Regions from separate parts of the Homo sapiens genome. Here all the other regions are linked to region 1. A link is a contact called in ENCODE Hi-C or POLR2A ChIA-PET data. All regions are on one chromosome and are shown on one strand. The core of a region is the stretch at or near the end of the contact, and the rest is flanking DNA. Distances in the headings are between cores, read along the strand shown. Region 1 holds the start of LINC02413 (long intergenic non-protein coding RNA 2413). Region 2 overlaps CRADD (CARD and death domain containing adaptor protein). Region 3 holds the start of BTG1 (BTG anti-proliferation factor 1). Region 4 overlaps CRADD (CARD and death domain containing adaptor protein). Region 5 holds the start of LINC02391 (long intergenic non-protein coding RNA 2391).

What was found. A loop is a pair of places that touch in the nucleus more often than their neighbours do. ChIA-PET counts read pairs that join two places held with the same protein, here RNA polymerase II (POLR2A). Pooled maps may share reads with other maps.
Region 2: a map with no recorded cell type shows a loop between it and region 1 (11-fold over the local background). The contact joins the enhancer-like site here to the promoter of LINC02413 in region 1. A Hi-C loop is called at or near these places in 7 of 37 single-sample maps with no recorded cell type and 5 of 50 pooled maps.
Region 3: a map with no recorded cell type shows a loop between it and region 1 (2.1-fold over the local background). The contact joins the promoter of BTG1 here to the promoter of LINC02413 in region 1. A Hi-C loop is called at or near these places in 3 of 37 single-sample maps with no recorded cell type and 2 of 50 pooled maps. POLR2A ChIA-PET finds 5 or more read pairs at or near these places in 2 of 52 experiments (B cell and activated CD4-positive, alpha-beta T cell).
Region 4: a map of MCF 10A shows a loop between it and region 1 (10-fold over the local background). The contact joins the enhancer-like site here to the promoter of LINC02413 in region 1. A Hi-C loop is called at or near these places in 1 of 168 maps with a recorded cell type or tissue (MCF 10A), 8 of 37 single-sample maps with no recorded cell type and 9 of 50 pooled maps. POLR2A ChIA-PET finds 5 or more read pairs at or near these places in 1 of 52 experiments (A673).
Region 5: a loop to region 1 is called in a pooled map, with 3 times the contacts of the local background. The contact joins the promoter of LINC02391 here to the promoter of LINC02413 in region 1. A Hi-C loop is called at or near these places in 3 of 37 single-sample maps with no recorded cell type and 3 of 50 pooled maps. POLR2A ChIA-PET finds 5 or more read pairs at or near these places in 1 of 52 experiments (OCI-LY7).

Annotation. Positions count from the first base shown.
Region 1 is chr12:92,989,488-92,992,013 of GRCh38, reverse strand. It overlaps LINC02413 (long intergenic non-protein coding RNA 2413), which reads right to left and starts at 1,269. Exons shown (of 4, transcript XR_945212.3): 1 at 1,204-1,269.
Region 2 is chr12:93,847,596-93,850,121 of GRCh38, reverse strand. CRADD (CARD and death domain containing adaptor protein) reads right to left here. Exons shown (of 3, transcript NM_003805.5): 3 at 1-152. Among named protein-coding and RNA genes, the nearest start is that of CRADD-AS1, 110 kb to the right of the region's middle. RefSeq lists an enhancer at 1,063-1,162 and a silencer at 2,079-2,128. Within about 2 kb of position 1,266, at least 11 of the 41 ENCODE cell types and tissues checked have a DNase peak (open chromatin) inside an H3K27ac peak, as active enhancers do.
Region 3 is chr12:92,144,589-92,147,114 of GRCh38, reverse strand. It overlaps BTG1 (BTG anti-proliferation factor 1), which reads left to right and starts at 1,269. Exons shown (of 2, transcript NM_001731.3): 1 at 1,269-1,727. The coding sequence starts at 1,580. BTG1-DT (BTG1 divergent transcript) reads right to left here and starts at 1,030. Exons shown (of 3, transcript NR_135036.1): 1 at 872-1,030; 2 at 353-453. RefSeq lists enhancers at 618-917, 1,752-2,288, 2,248-2,297 and a silencer at 1,508-1,827.
Region 4 is chr12:93,741,087-93,743,612 of GRCh38, reverse strand. The region is part of intron 2 of CRADD (CARD and death domain containing adaptor protein); the gene reads right to left. Among named protein-coding and RNA genes, the nearest start is that of CRADD-AS1, 4.5 kb to the right of the region's middle. RefSeq lists silencers at 1,006-1,095, 1,126-1,295 and enhancers at 382-1,338, 1,339-2,295. Within about 2 kb of position 1,257, at least 32 of the 41 ENCODE cell types and tissues checked have a DNase peak (open chromatin) inside an H3K27ac peak, as active enhancers do.
Region 5 is chr12:92,362,571-92,365,096 of GRCh38, reverse strand. It overlaps LINC02391 (long intergenic non-protein coding RNA 2391), which reads left to right and starts at 1,265. Exons shown (of 5, transcript XR_007063404.1): 1 at 1,265-1,506. The region is part of intron 1 of LOC105369902 (a long non-coding RNA gene); the gene reads right to left. RefSeq lists enhancers at 1,663-1,712, 2,193-2,282.

The DNA.
Region 1 (2,526 bases), core at 20-2,519:
TTCAAAGACAGCCCTCAGTTCTTTAGAATGTAAGATAAGAACAATAAATCTTGAGGTGAAATGATAGAAATAAGATCAATTTAAATAGTAGGGGGATCTGATGAAATGCAGTTAACTTAAGAGCATTCCCTGGTGTCCAACATCCATATAAAAAAGGTCACCATTTATGGAAATGCAAGGTAGTAAATATTACCTCCCAGGCATCAACCTAAGAATTGAGTGAGGGATTGAGATTACTAATAATTAAGACAAAAAGTATTATTTTGCACTAGCCCCCATCTGCTGATTCTCGGAGCTTTTCCGAATCTTTCTTGATGACTTAAGATGGCTGTGGGGATGACTGTGAATGAAACCTGAGGAATTTTTTTGCCCCACATTTTCTCTTGGTTTCTCAATCCTGTAAGGGCTCCCGGTCTTTTCCAGGGTATTTTAGGACCACAGATTGCCACCTATGACCTGCCTGTTCTACACCTGCTTCCTTGACTTTGGTGGAGTTGTCACTCCTCACAGCTGCTGCCTTCAGCAAAACACTCTCACCTTTGGGTGCCAAAAGCAGAGCAGTCCTGAGCTTCTACAGCAGCCTGTCCCCCTCTACTGAAAACTAGCAACTTTCTAGCTTCTTGTTTTATTGGGTTTTTTTTTTTTTATATTTATATTAACTTTATTCCTAACAGCCAGAAACAGGAAACAATACAAATGTCCATCTACTGGCGATAAACTAATAAACACACTGTGGTATATCCAAACAATAAAATACTCTCCACAAAAAGGAACAAACCACTGATAATATAACAGCAAAGGATGAATCTCAAAAGCACATGCCAAGGAAAAGAAGTCGGATGCAAAATACTGTGGTGGAATACTGTGCGGTTCCACTCAGGTGATGCTCTGGAAAAGGGAGAAGTACATGGATAGAAATCAGATCACTGGTCACCAGGAGCTCAGGCTGAGGGGAGGGGACTGACTCCAAAGGGTCACTAGGAGGCTTTCTGGGGTGATGGAAATGTTCTGAATCTTCACTGTAGTGGCTGGTGATTGCATTTCTCAAAATTCATAAACTGAATACCTAAAGAGGTGAATTTTACCATATATAAATTATACCTCCATAGAACTGGGTTAGAAATCTTATTTGCACAAACATTCTGAATTATCAGAATGTTTTTTATCCAAGGTGAATATCACCTGTGGTCAAGATCTTCTCACCAGGATGGTCTTCTTGCAGTCCAAGACCCAGCTACAGTCACTATGTCCGGAGTGGGTTTTTTTTTTTCTTTTTAGATGAAGTCTCACTCTCCACCATATGAGGACACAGCGAGAAGGTAGCCACCTGCAAAACAGGAAGATAGCCTTCACCAGGAACAGAATCTGCTGGCACCTTGATCTTGGACTTCGCAGCTTCGATAAGTCTTCTCCGCCTAATGGTCCATTCCCATTTCCACTGATGGACCTGCAGCACTCGCCCTCCTCCACTCCCAGGAGGAACCTCCCCCACGGCTGCTGCTACAGGACTGCTTGACTTCTTTAGGCTGCTCCATCAGGATTCACATTCCCCAACCCACACAGAACCTAGCCAGGGCCTTCCTAGCTTCTTTCCTTCCCTTCTTTCCTGAGGGGAAAGTCCACCTTGGGTTTAAATGGCTTAAGACTGGGCAATAAGCCTGATCTCACTCTCAACCTTTGTCTACATCATGCTTATGTTTTGACAAAGTGGAATTTTACCTGAAGGTTAAGAAAGCCCATTGCCCTTTTACGTTCTGGAAAATGACTTACTGCAAGGGGCCACCCTTCCCCGTATGACTTAGACAAGTTTCATGAGTGCCCCTTTGTCTACTGATGACAAAACTAGATAGGGATCTTCCAGTCTTCTGTTTTTGACCTCCTAAATGACTAGCTGAACTGCTTGTCACCACTGATCAATCAGAACAAAATGCCTGTTAGCCAAACTTTGGTTAAGCTTCTCTCCTTCCCCCAGGCCCCTGAGCTTTGGCCCTCCATAACCCAAGCCAGCATACAGCCTCTTCTTAGGGACCCCTCCCCACAAATAGGCTGGCCACCAGGTAGAACATTCTCTGATCTACTGTCCCATGAGGTCACTCTTTCATTCCTCCTTGAATTAGCATAGTGATGTCACCTTCCTGAGCCTTTTCTTTTTGAGACAGAGTCTTGCTCTGTTGCCCAGGCAGAAGTGTAGTAGTGTAATCTCAGCTCACTGCAACCTCGGCCTCCTGGACTCAAGCAATCCTCCCACCTCAGCCTCCCAAGTAGCTGAGACTACAGGTGCCTGCCACCATGCTTGGCTGATTTTTTTTGGTACTTTTTGTAGAGACAGGATTTCATCATGTTGCCCAGGCTAGTCTGGAACTCCTGGGTTCAAGCAATCTGCCCACCATGGCCTCCTAAAGTGCTAGGATTACAGGCATGAGCCACCGTGCCCAGCCCTGAGCCTTATTTTCACTTCAATACCAGACATTGCTAAGTGGCAGTTGCTGGGCCAGGGTCAGCCCCAAATTTTCTTTATTCAGTACA
Region 2 (2,526 bases), core at 17-2,516, 860 kb before region 1:
GGCCTTACAGCGGTAGATATCCGTCTGGGACAGTCCCAGAGACAGCACCATGGGCTCCCACTCAGGGCCCAGCCTCTGGGCCAGCTGGTTAATCTGCCGGTCTGATGGGGAGCTGTTGAGGATGTGCGAGGGGATCCCAGTCAATCTGTCACCTGAGGAGGAAAAAGACACCCCGGTGAAATGAGCAAGGCAACAAACACATCATTTGGGGGCAGAAATGAGAATCGTGGGGAGAAGAAGGCAATGCTTCCAAATGGCAGAGCCAATTGGCTCTTGTCTTCTTCCTGGGGGCTGCTCTGTACAACGCCATGATTCAGGGCTTCAATGCTGTTAAGTATCTGTGAAAATGTTTTTACAGAAACTTTTTTTTTTTTTTTTTTTGAGACGGTGTTTCACTCTGTCACCCAGGCTGGAGAGCAATGGCATGATGTTGGCTCACTACAAACTCCACCTCCTGGGTTGAAGTGATTCTCCTGTTTCAGCCTCCCAAGTAGCTGGGATTACAGGCAACTGCCACCATGCCCAGCTAATTTTTGTATTTTTAGCAGAGACAGGGTTTCACCATGTTGGCCAGGCTGGTCTTGAACTCCTGACCTCAGGTGATCCACCTGCCTTGGCCTCCCAAAGTGCTAGGATTACAGGCGTGAGCCACAGCACCCTGCCTGTTACAGAAACTTTGAAAGCAACAAAATAAAAATAACTAGAAATCCCACCAGAAAAACTCATTGATAATAACTAGTCTATTTTCTTTGATATATAAAACACACATGAAGGGTTACCTCGTACATGCTGCTTTGTAACAGGCTTTTTTCACTTCTATCCCTTTTACTCAAGGCCAGGCAAGGCATTCTGGGGGAATTCAAGAATGGCTGCACAGACCCCAGCTCCCTCTGGCACTGTCTGTGGCCTTAGTGATGGGGCCTGTTCCAAGGCTGGGAATGCCCCTCCCTGCAGGAAAGGCACGTGCTAGAGGACAAAGGCTAAACCAAACAGCTACCCTCGCCGATGAGGTTGAACTTGAAATATTACCGAGAAAACGTGTAGCTGCTAACAGAAGCCAGAGCCAAGAGGGCTGCTGAGAACAAAATAAACCTAAGAGGCCATAGGGTAGCAGGAAGGGAAGAGAGCGGGGTTTGTTCATAGCAGAGGCCACAAGAGTGGAGTTACCGTTCTGGCAGAGCCCAGAAGAGGAACAGGAAGTATGAGACGGGGCAACGAGGAAATCTGACCTTACACTTCCTGAACTAGATTCTTATTTGCCTGAGGCCAGTCTGCTAAGAAGCATGACATTGAGTGAATGGTTATAAATGTGCCCAGCAAAACCAGTGAGCAGTGCCTTTGGTTATACAGAGGAGCTCCTAACTTCATTAGGGAAGGCCTTCCAGGGGAAGGAGGCTAAAGCTAAGCCCTGAACACTAGGAGGAGGAGCTGGGTGATGAAGGAGGAACAGGGCGTGGCGCATCTCGAGAAGAGAGAATTGCATGTGCAAAGGCCCAGAGGCAGGAGAATCGCAATGGAGGAAGTGAAAGGCACTCACAGCAGCCAAGTGCAGAGATTGAGACGGACTCCAAACATCCAAAGTCATTTGCTAGGTTCAGACATTTGTTTGACAGCACAGTACACTATACTCCCATCCATCAGCATCACAGGGATTCAGGTCAGTCTACTTCATGCTCATCAGTCCACTATTGTGTTTTGATTTATGATTCAATAAGAAGGCAAAGGCACCTTATTACAAGAGCTGATGTTTTCCACAGCCCATGTCTTTGGCCTCTGGGCAGCGGCCAGCACCTTAGAGATGAGTTGCAAAAATATTGTCAAGGGCTCTTTCTGGTGTTTGTCAACACTACAATTTAAAAAACAATGACTATGACGCAATTAGAATACTGATGACACTACTGATCAATAGTTGAGATTAACAGCAATGATTTTACGGCTTGTATAAAAACATAGGCTCATTAAAAAAAAAATAAAGCAACAGAAAACAGCGCAAAGAAGAAAAGAAATCATCCAATATCCCGCTATTGTGTTTACAGTTGGTGACCATCATTCTGGATATCTCTGTATGCACATACACTGGTAGAAGGCTAGATAGAGGGTAATGGGTTCATTTAAAATGATAACATATGACCTTTTCTTTCCAGTAAGAGCTATGTAATTTTGTTTGGATGTAACAGAAGAAAAAGCAGAAGTGAAACAAAATGACATTCTGACCAGCGGTTACAAGTTAACATACTTGAAAACATACACACACACAATTTAATGCACAGAAAAAAGTTACGAAAACTCAAGGGTTAACTGCATGTTTTTATAGAAATACTCTATAATTACTTTACATTTCCTCTCCACTTCCTCACACTTGATTTTTTTTCACTTACATAATTTTTATTTTGCCAGATGCCTAATAGTTATACATTTCTTTAACAATCATCCATGCCCCCTTGCCCCATTGTTTAGTCCTAAGGTGGCATTGTAATGGTTGAATGCTCACCAGTGTTTTGTTGTTGTTGCTGTTGTTACTGTTCT
Region 3 (2,526 bases), core at 20-2,519, 840 kb after region 1:
TTTGCTTTCTCCATCTGCCTGCCTCCCTTCATCTTTCTTTTTTTCTTTTCCCCCTTCTCCTTAATGGAGTTGGGGTTAACCCTGTCTTAGGCCTAATCGTTTTAGCAGGCTCCCGCCTTCCTGTTACACTGGTTTTTAAGGTTGTTTTTTTTTTTTTTTGGTAGGGTTTCAAATAAACTTGAATGTCTACACTTAATACTTTCACAAGCTTCAAATTCTTTTTATTTTATTTTTATAAAGAGCAGGACTCAGGCTAGGACGGCATTTGGACTAGGTAAAAAAGAAAATCTTCAGTTTTGTGCACACAAGTTTTAAAATACATTGTACAGATTTTTTTTTTTTGGATACACACCACTCTTTACAGGATCCGCGTTATATCTGCTTTCAGTAACTGGCTCTCCTGTCCGCATCCAGTAAGGTTTCCACTCTTCTCTCCGTTGACTGCTGAAGTTACTGAAACAGCAACCACAAATGGCCTTACTAACCTACTTATTTTGCAATTAAACTTTTAAAAGATATCCCCCTACTCCTCCCCTAGGGTGGAACAGAAATGGCTCCGCGGCGTTGGCAGCTCGTCTGCGAGGGGACCCTGGCTCCCCGAGGCTGCAGTCCTTTTTCTTGGACAGAACGCCCCGCAGGACCGTTCCCTCCACTTTCCCCCGCACTAAGGCAGCGCACCGCCAGCACACACAGCGCTGGCGCCCGCATCGCGCCGCACCACACGCGTCTCCGGCTTGAGGAGCCAGTCACCGAGACCCGGAGCGGGAACGAGATGTAAACACGGAGTGGGGACATGCAGCCCGATCTGAGAAGGCGGCGTGAAGAGTAGACACAGCCTGCGCCAGGCGGTTCTTATTTACCCAGCACTTACACTCCAGGGCAAGCGGGCCCAGGCAGCGCACTCTTGGAGAAGGATGCACTGGCGCAGAGCCTGGACCTGCTGAAGCGGGAAGGAGGAGCTAGGGCTGGGGGCGGAGCTTTCACACGCGCACCCTCTGTTCCCTCCCTCCCTCCCTCGACACAAGCAACTGGGTCTCCAGCCGCCACTCCGGGTTTATTTGTTTACAAGCGGATTACGTCAGCTCCTCCCTCTCTTCCCTATCTCTGGACCCGCCTCCTGAACTCTTTTCCCGCCCCTTTCGGCTCCGAACCGGCTTGCGTCACAATGGTGCGATATTCGGATTGGCTGGAGTCGGCCATCACGCTCCAGCTACGCCACTTCCTTTTCGTGGCACTATAAAGGGTGCTGCACGGCGCTTGCATCTCTTCGCCTCTCGGAGCTGGAAATGCAGCTATTGAGATCTTCGAATGCTGCGGAGCTGGAGGCGGAGGCAGCTGGGGAGGTCCGAGCGATGTGACCAGGCCGCCATCGCTCGTCTCTTCCTCTCTCCTGCCGCCTCCTGTCTCGAAAATAACTTTTTTAGTCTAAAGAAAGAAAGACAAAAGTAGTCGTCCGCCCCTCACGCCCTCTCTTCCTCTCAGCCTTCCGCCCGGTGAGGAAGCCCGGGGTGGCTGCTCCGCCGTCGGGGCCGCGCCGCCGAGCCCCAGCCGCCCCGGGCCGCCCCCGCACGCCGCCCCCATGCATCCCTTCTACACCCGGGCCGCCACCATGATAGGCGAGATCGCCGCCGCCGTGTCCTTCATCTCCAAGTTTCTCCGCACCAAGGGGCTCACGAGCGAGCGACAGCTGCAGACCTTCAGCCAGAGCCTGCAGGAGCTGCTGGCAGGTGAGCAGGGCGAGGGCGTCGGAGGGACGCGGGCCCCACATCCCTGGGTCAGAGTCCGGCCGTCGGGGCTGCGGGAACCTCGGCAGCGCCCCGGGGCCGGTCGCGCTTGGGCCCCGCCGCGGGACCGGTGTGGTTGCGCTGGGTGGCCGCTAACAGCGGTTCCCCGCGAGGCTTTAGGGGCTGGACGGAGGGCGCCCCCTTCCCCCCAGCTGGCAAAACGGAGAGGAGAAGACAACACGCACAACAAAGAAACTTAAGCCCACCGAGGCGGGAGCTGCGGTCCGAGGACCGTCGGCGGATTTGGGGACAAAGGAGCCGTGGGGCTGGGGTGGGTTCGACGTCCCCTTTCCTCAGCCCCCTCCAACCGTTGCGTGGTCGGCGGCCCAGCCCCGGGGTGGGAAGCTGCGCCGCTGCCCCGGAGCCAGCTCAGAACGGACGTGCCGTCTCCCCGCGCCTCCTGCCCCTGCCCATTAATCATCGGATTTGTCACCGGCACAATTAACAGCCCTGCCCAGAGCGTGGTTTAGGGTTGCTTGTTTTTCTTCCCTTCGGGGTTAACAGTCCGGTGGCGCTTCTCATCTCCAAAGCCATCAACTCCATTGTGTGCATCTGGGGTGGGGTGGAGAAAGTAAACAGTTTCTCGCCTGGCCATAGGTGCCAGTGGCTTCCCGACTGGCCGAGGCTGCGCGCCTGATTCCTGTTTTGGCGGCTCAACCGGTTGGTTCCTGGAGATTGTTTTGTCCGGTACTACTGTGTTATTTCTAAAACCCTGCCCGCTTTTTCCATCCCCGCACATGCA
Region 4 (2,526 bases), core at 8-2,507, 750 kb before region 1:
AAGGGACAGTAAGAATAATTACACAGGGAATTCAGCTTACTATAAGGAATAATGTTCTATTCGAGACCAGCCTGGGCAACATGGCGAAACCAAATCTTTACTAAAAAATACAAAACTTAACCAGACGGTGACGAGGGCCTGTGGTCCCAGGTGCTGGGGAGGCTGAAGTGGGAGGATCGCTTAAGCCTAGGAGGTGGTGGTTGCAGTGAACTGAGTTGGACCCACTGCACTCCGGCCTGGATGACAGAGCAAGACCCTGTCTCAAACAAACAAACAAAAAGAAATAGCATCCTAGTAATTACGGCTCTCCAGCAATGGTATAGACTGCTTCGAAAAGCAGAAATGTTATAAAAAGATCCCTAGAATCCCATAGAAAAATTGGCCTAAAAAACCTCTATATTGTAACTCCAAAATTCTGATTCCATTAACTTAGTAACACAGGGAATACTGGCATTATCGGAGTACTAGTTAAGTTACTATTACTCTATACGCCACATTAATTCATTAAATTTAATATTAGGTATGCAGGACAATTGTCATAGCAACATAAATTATTAGCATTACAAGTTCCTAAACAGAAATATGCATAATACTAAAACGAAACTATTTTAAAGGGCAGACATTTATTTTTAATTCTGCAGGATTTCTTTTCAAAAGTGAACTTTGGTGTAGCCTCTGGTCTGGGGCGGAAGATGAGAATGGGAGGGCAGCCTGACCCCCCTCCTGATAAGGAAGGACCCAGCGCATAACCTGTTCAGGATCTGGAGCCGCACAAACACCTGACTCGCCCCTTCAAAACAAGATCCGCGGAATGGCTCGGGACACAACAAGAAATTGCCGGCAACCTGTGACGGCTCATTTTTACCGACAGTGGGAGGCGGGCAGTCGGAAGGAATGCCCATTTCTCCGGTGTTCCTTCCCAGAAGCAAAAGAACGTGTTTGTTTATGCAAGATTTACGTTTCACTCAGGTTTGGGTTGGGTTTGTTTCCTGGAGATGGAGCTGAGTTTCCCTGGTTTTGCTGGAGTGAGGACAAGCTGATCGCTCCGTATTTACCTTTCACTTGAGCCAAATTGGACAAATGCAAATAAACAGGTCTTGCAGGCGCCCCCCGGCAGTCGGCGCCGCCTCCCCGCGCTGGGCTGGGCAGCCGGGGCCCGCAGAGGCAGCCGGCGCCCTAGGGCGGCTGGGGCCGCGCGCCTCCCTGCCCCGCTGCGCGGCCCGCGGGTGCCCGGCCAAGCGCTGGCTTATCTGCAGCTCCCACAGCGCCCCCGCACTCACCAGTTCCTAGAGCAGGGATTCCGAGAAAAAAGAAAGAGCCGGGTTCCCTAGAAACATTAAATTAACACAAGGGATCTGGAAACAAAACAGCAGATGCCTCAAAGCCTTCTCCTTGACGGCTTCCTGCCTTCTTGGAAAATCTTTGCATTAAAATAGATTGAATTACCCTGCTCTGCCAGATGCTGCTCGGGAACTTCATTTTGGGCTAACATGAAAGGAGAGTTTGACATCTTTTAAAGGATTTTTCTTTTCGAGGTGGTTTGAGGGGCGCCTTTGGGTTGCTGACATTAGCAAGGACCCAAGGCTGAGCTTTTTGCATTACAGTCGAGAACTTTCCATAACAATGGCTAGCAAATCAGATAACAAAGATCATGGCGTGTAGAGGAGACGCGGTGGAGCATAGAATGAGCACTAAGGGTTCAGAAGCCGAGGTTGCTGTCTCTGGGAAGAGCCTAGAAAGAGCACAGGCCAGCCGCCTCCTTTTACAGGGGAGAAAATGTCTTTTATTTCTAAGCCTACTTATTTTGACCATAGCTATGAGAACTATCTAATGGCATTTCCAGAGAGTCACAAACAAGCAGAAAGGCTTGTGAGTAGTATTTTATCAGCCTCTTTGTTCTAAAGCCCATCGTCTAACCTCCACCGACCCCTATCTACAAATTAATCAGACCATATAATTTGTAAATTCAAACCCAGATTAATAACCACACACCTTGAACAGTGGGTCTTCAGCACAGAGTGTATTCCACTTTCCTGTCATGTTAACTTTCATATTTAAAGAATTTTGGTAGCTGAGAACAAGATCCAAAGCTTCCTATGAGGTATCAGGATTTTACAGAGTAAATTGTTTTTACTGGAGTAGGATCTTCTTTGACATTTTAACTTTTTTTCATGATAACCTTTAGGAAAGGACGCTATAATCCTTAGTCGCTAATTTATATGTGTCATGCTTTCTAGTAAACTGGAAAATAACCTACATTCTTAAAAGGATTCTATGCTTATCCCAAATTTAGGAGCACAAGATGGGGGAGAAGTATATTACAACAAGATACTCTAAACACAAATAAAATTAAATATCCTTGCCTAAGCATGAAAGCAATAAAACTCATCTTAAAGCAATGCAGTCAGACAAAATCATTGCATCTGTAATAAGGGTAAGTACACAACTCCGGGAGTTAGCAGCCCTAAATATTTCTGTTCTAATGACACACAAGAGATACACAAAATCTATCATTCCTCCCTGATG
Region 5 (2,526 bases), core at 16-2,515, 630 kb after region 1:
CAAAAACATAAAAGTAAAACAAAACAAAACAAAACAAAACAAAAGAGAAAACAAAATAAGAAAGAAATACAAATTCTCCAGAGCTACTGAATTCTACACTCAGGGGGTGGACCCTGCAATCTGTGCCTTAACAAGCCCTCCAGCTGTTTCTGATGCCTGCTCAAGTCTGAAAACTGCTGGCCTTAAGCAGTGATTGGCAAACTCTGGTGCAGATTAGAATCACCTGGGGAGCACTTAAAACTCCCAGGGCTCAGGCCACATCCCAGACCAATTAAATGAAAAACACTGGAGGGAGATGAAGCGGTGATGTCTGCACCAGTTTTTAAAAGTCAAATAAGATATTTCCAGGAAGACACAGTAAGAAGGCATTTCTGGCAGAGGGAAGAGTCCACAAAGGCACAGAAGCATGAAACAGCTCTGTATTTTGGAGGTAAAATCAACACTATTACTGAAGCATAAAATTTAAAGGGGTGGCCAGGCATGGTGGCTCAAGCCTGTAATCCCAGCACTTTGGGGGGCCGAGGCAGGCGGATCACTTGAGGTCAGGAGTTCGAGACCAGCCTGGCTAACATGGCGAAACCCCGTCTCCACTAAAAATACAAAAAAAATTAGCCAGGCGTGGTGATGCGTGCTTGTAATCCCAGCTACTCGGGAGGCCGAGGCGGGAGAATTGCTTGACCCCAGGAAGTGGAGGTTGTAGGGAGGCGAGATTGTACCACTGCACTTCAGCCTGGGCGACAGAGTGAGACTCCGTATCAAAAAAAAAAAAGTTTAAAGGGGACAGTAGACAGAGGTCAGTTCACAAGGAGCCTCCAGGCTGCTACTGCGTGGAGGATGAATTGAATCTTACTTATAAATATATTTTGTCTGTTTTTTATTGGAAAACTGGCTTGGGTTCCATTTTGCTACCTACCCATCTTGCGTCCTGGTGTTGACTTTCCTATCAAAACCATTCCTCTGAGCTGAGGCTGTTTATAATTAAGATCAGTGATTATCTAGCACTCGACAAAACTCAGCCACTGCTGCTCTGAGCGGAAGGAGAGACAGACTTAGTAGCAGATAACTCAGAAAAGAGGATCTGAGACAAAGCAAAGGAGCTACAGAAAAGGAAATGGTTGCTTTAGCTTTTTATTCCACCCTCCCCCCGACAGCTGAATCAGGGAGCGACTCTGGAATAAGTGCATCTGCCCTTTAAGAAATCAAAGCCAGACTCAGGAAGTGGGTGGGAAGCCTTCTAAAGAGCCTCAGCTGCCGCGTGCCTTCTGTCTGCTGTGGGCCCAGCAGCTGCACAGACCCCTCTTGTTGGGAGACAAGACAGGGCTCTTTCTCTCCCGTGACCTCAGCCTCATCTCCAATCGTGGGGAAGAGAGAAACTGAAATTCTTCCTGTGACTGAACACATGAGAATGCAACAGTTACTTGGGGTAACAGGTTTCCTGTGGGTCCTGTGTGAAGAGTATGCATTCATTCCAGTGTCGGGGAGGGGAGAAGAATGAGGAGGAGGCAGGTGCGTTCCATTCTTTGATTTGTATAATACAAATATTTCCAGAGGACAAAGATGGGCAGAAGCTTTAAGCAACAGCCATCTTCCATCTCGACAGAGGGAACCATGGTGGTTGAACAAAGCACCTAGCACCCTCTGCCTGCCTCTCCTCCCTTCCACCTCCCCTTGAACATTTTTAGGTTTTCAAATGTAATAAAGAAGTCTACTGTTCCAATGGGATTCAAGGTCAGCTCTAACTAGGTGTTCACATTCATAGCCTGCTGACCAGATCAGAGGCAGTTTAATAAAGCAACTGTAAATCAGCTATGAAGATGGTGAACACCCCGGCCTGTACTAACTTTATGAGGTTCAAGTCTCTATTTTTGATACCCCATGAAATAGGGAGAAGTCGGGGATGCATGTGTTTTGGATAGATGAGTTAGCAAGTTGAGCCTGAGATTGTGGTGAGCAATTTAGGCACAACTTCAAGGTCAGCCTCGTTTGAAAGGGGAGGGGAGGCAGTTCTCTCCTGAGGGAATTTGTTAAGGAGCTCATCACTTGTTTCTGAATTGAGCTCTGTCGGCCATCTCAGCATCATCTGACACCTGCACACATCATATCATGTGATACACTTGGGAGAAAGGGCCAGGTCAATTTCCTCCTGGTGGGTGATTTGGTTTTCCTCTTCAGCTAATGTTTAATGTTTCTCTTTTGATTTGCATGTGGAAGCCTTACTCTATGCTAAGCTATGATAAGCACTTTACATGCCAATATGACAGCATAGTCCTTTAACCACGGGCTTTAGAATCACTCTGCCATGTTCAAACCTCAGCTTTAATCATGAAATATACCCAGGTAACAAACCTGCATGTATACCCACTGAATCTAAAAGTTGAAAAAAGTCTCTATGCTACATAAAACAAAAACAAAAACAAAAAAAATCTGAACTGTATCCCTTTGGACAAGTCACCTAATCCAGTCAAACCTGAGTTTTCTTAAATACTAAATAGGAATAGTGATAATAGTGCAGGTACTTGCCAGATT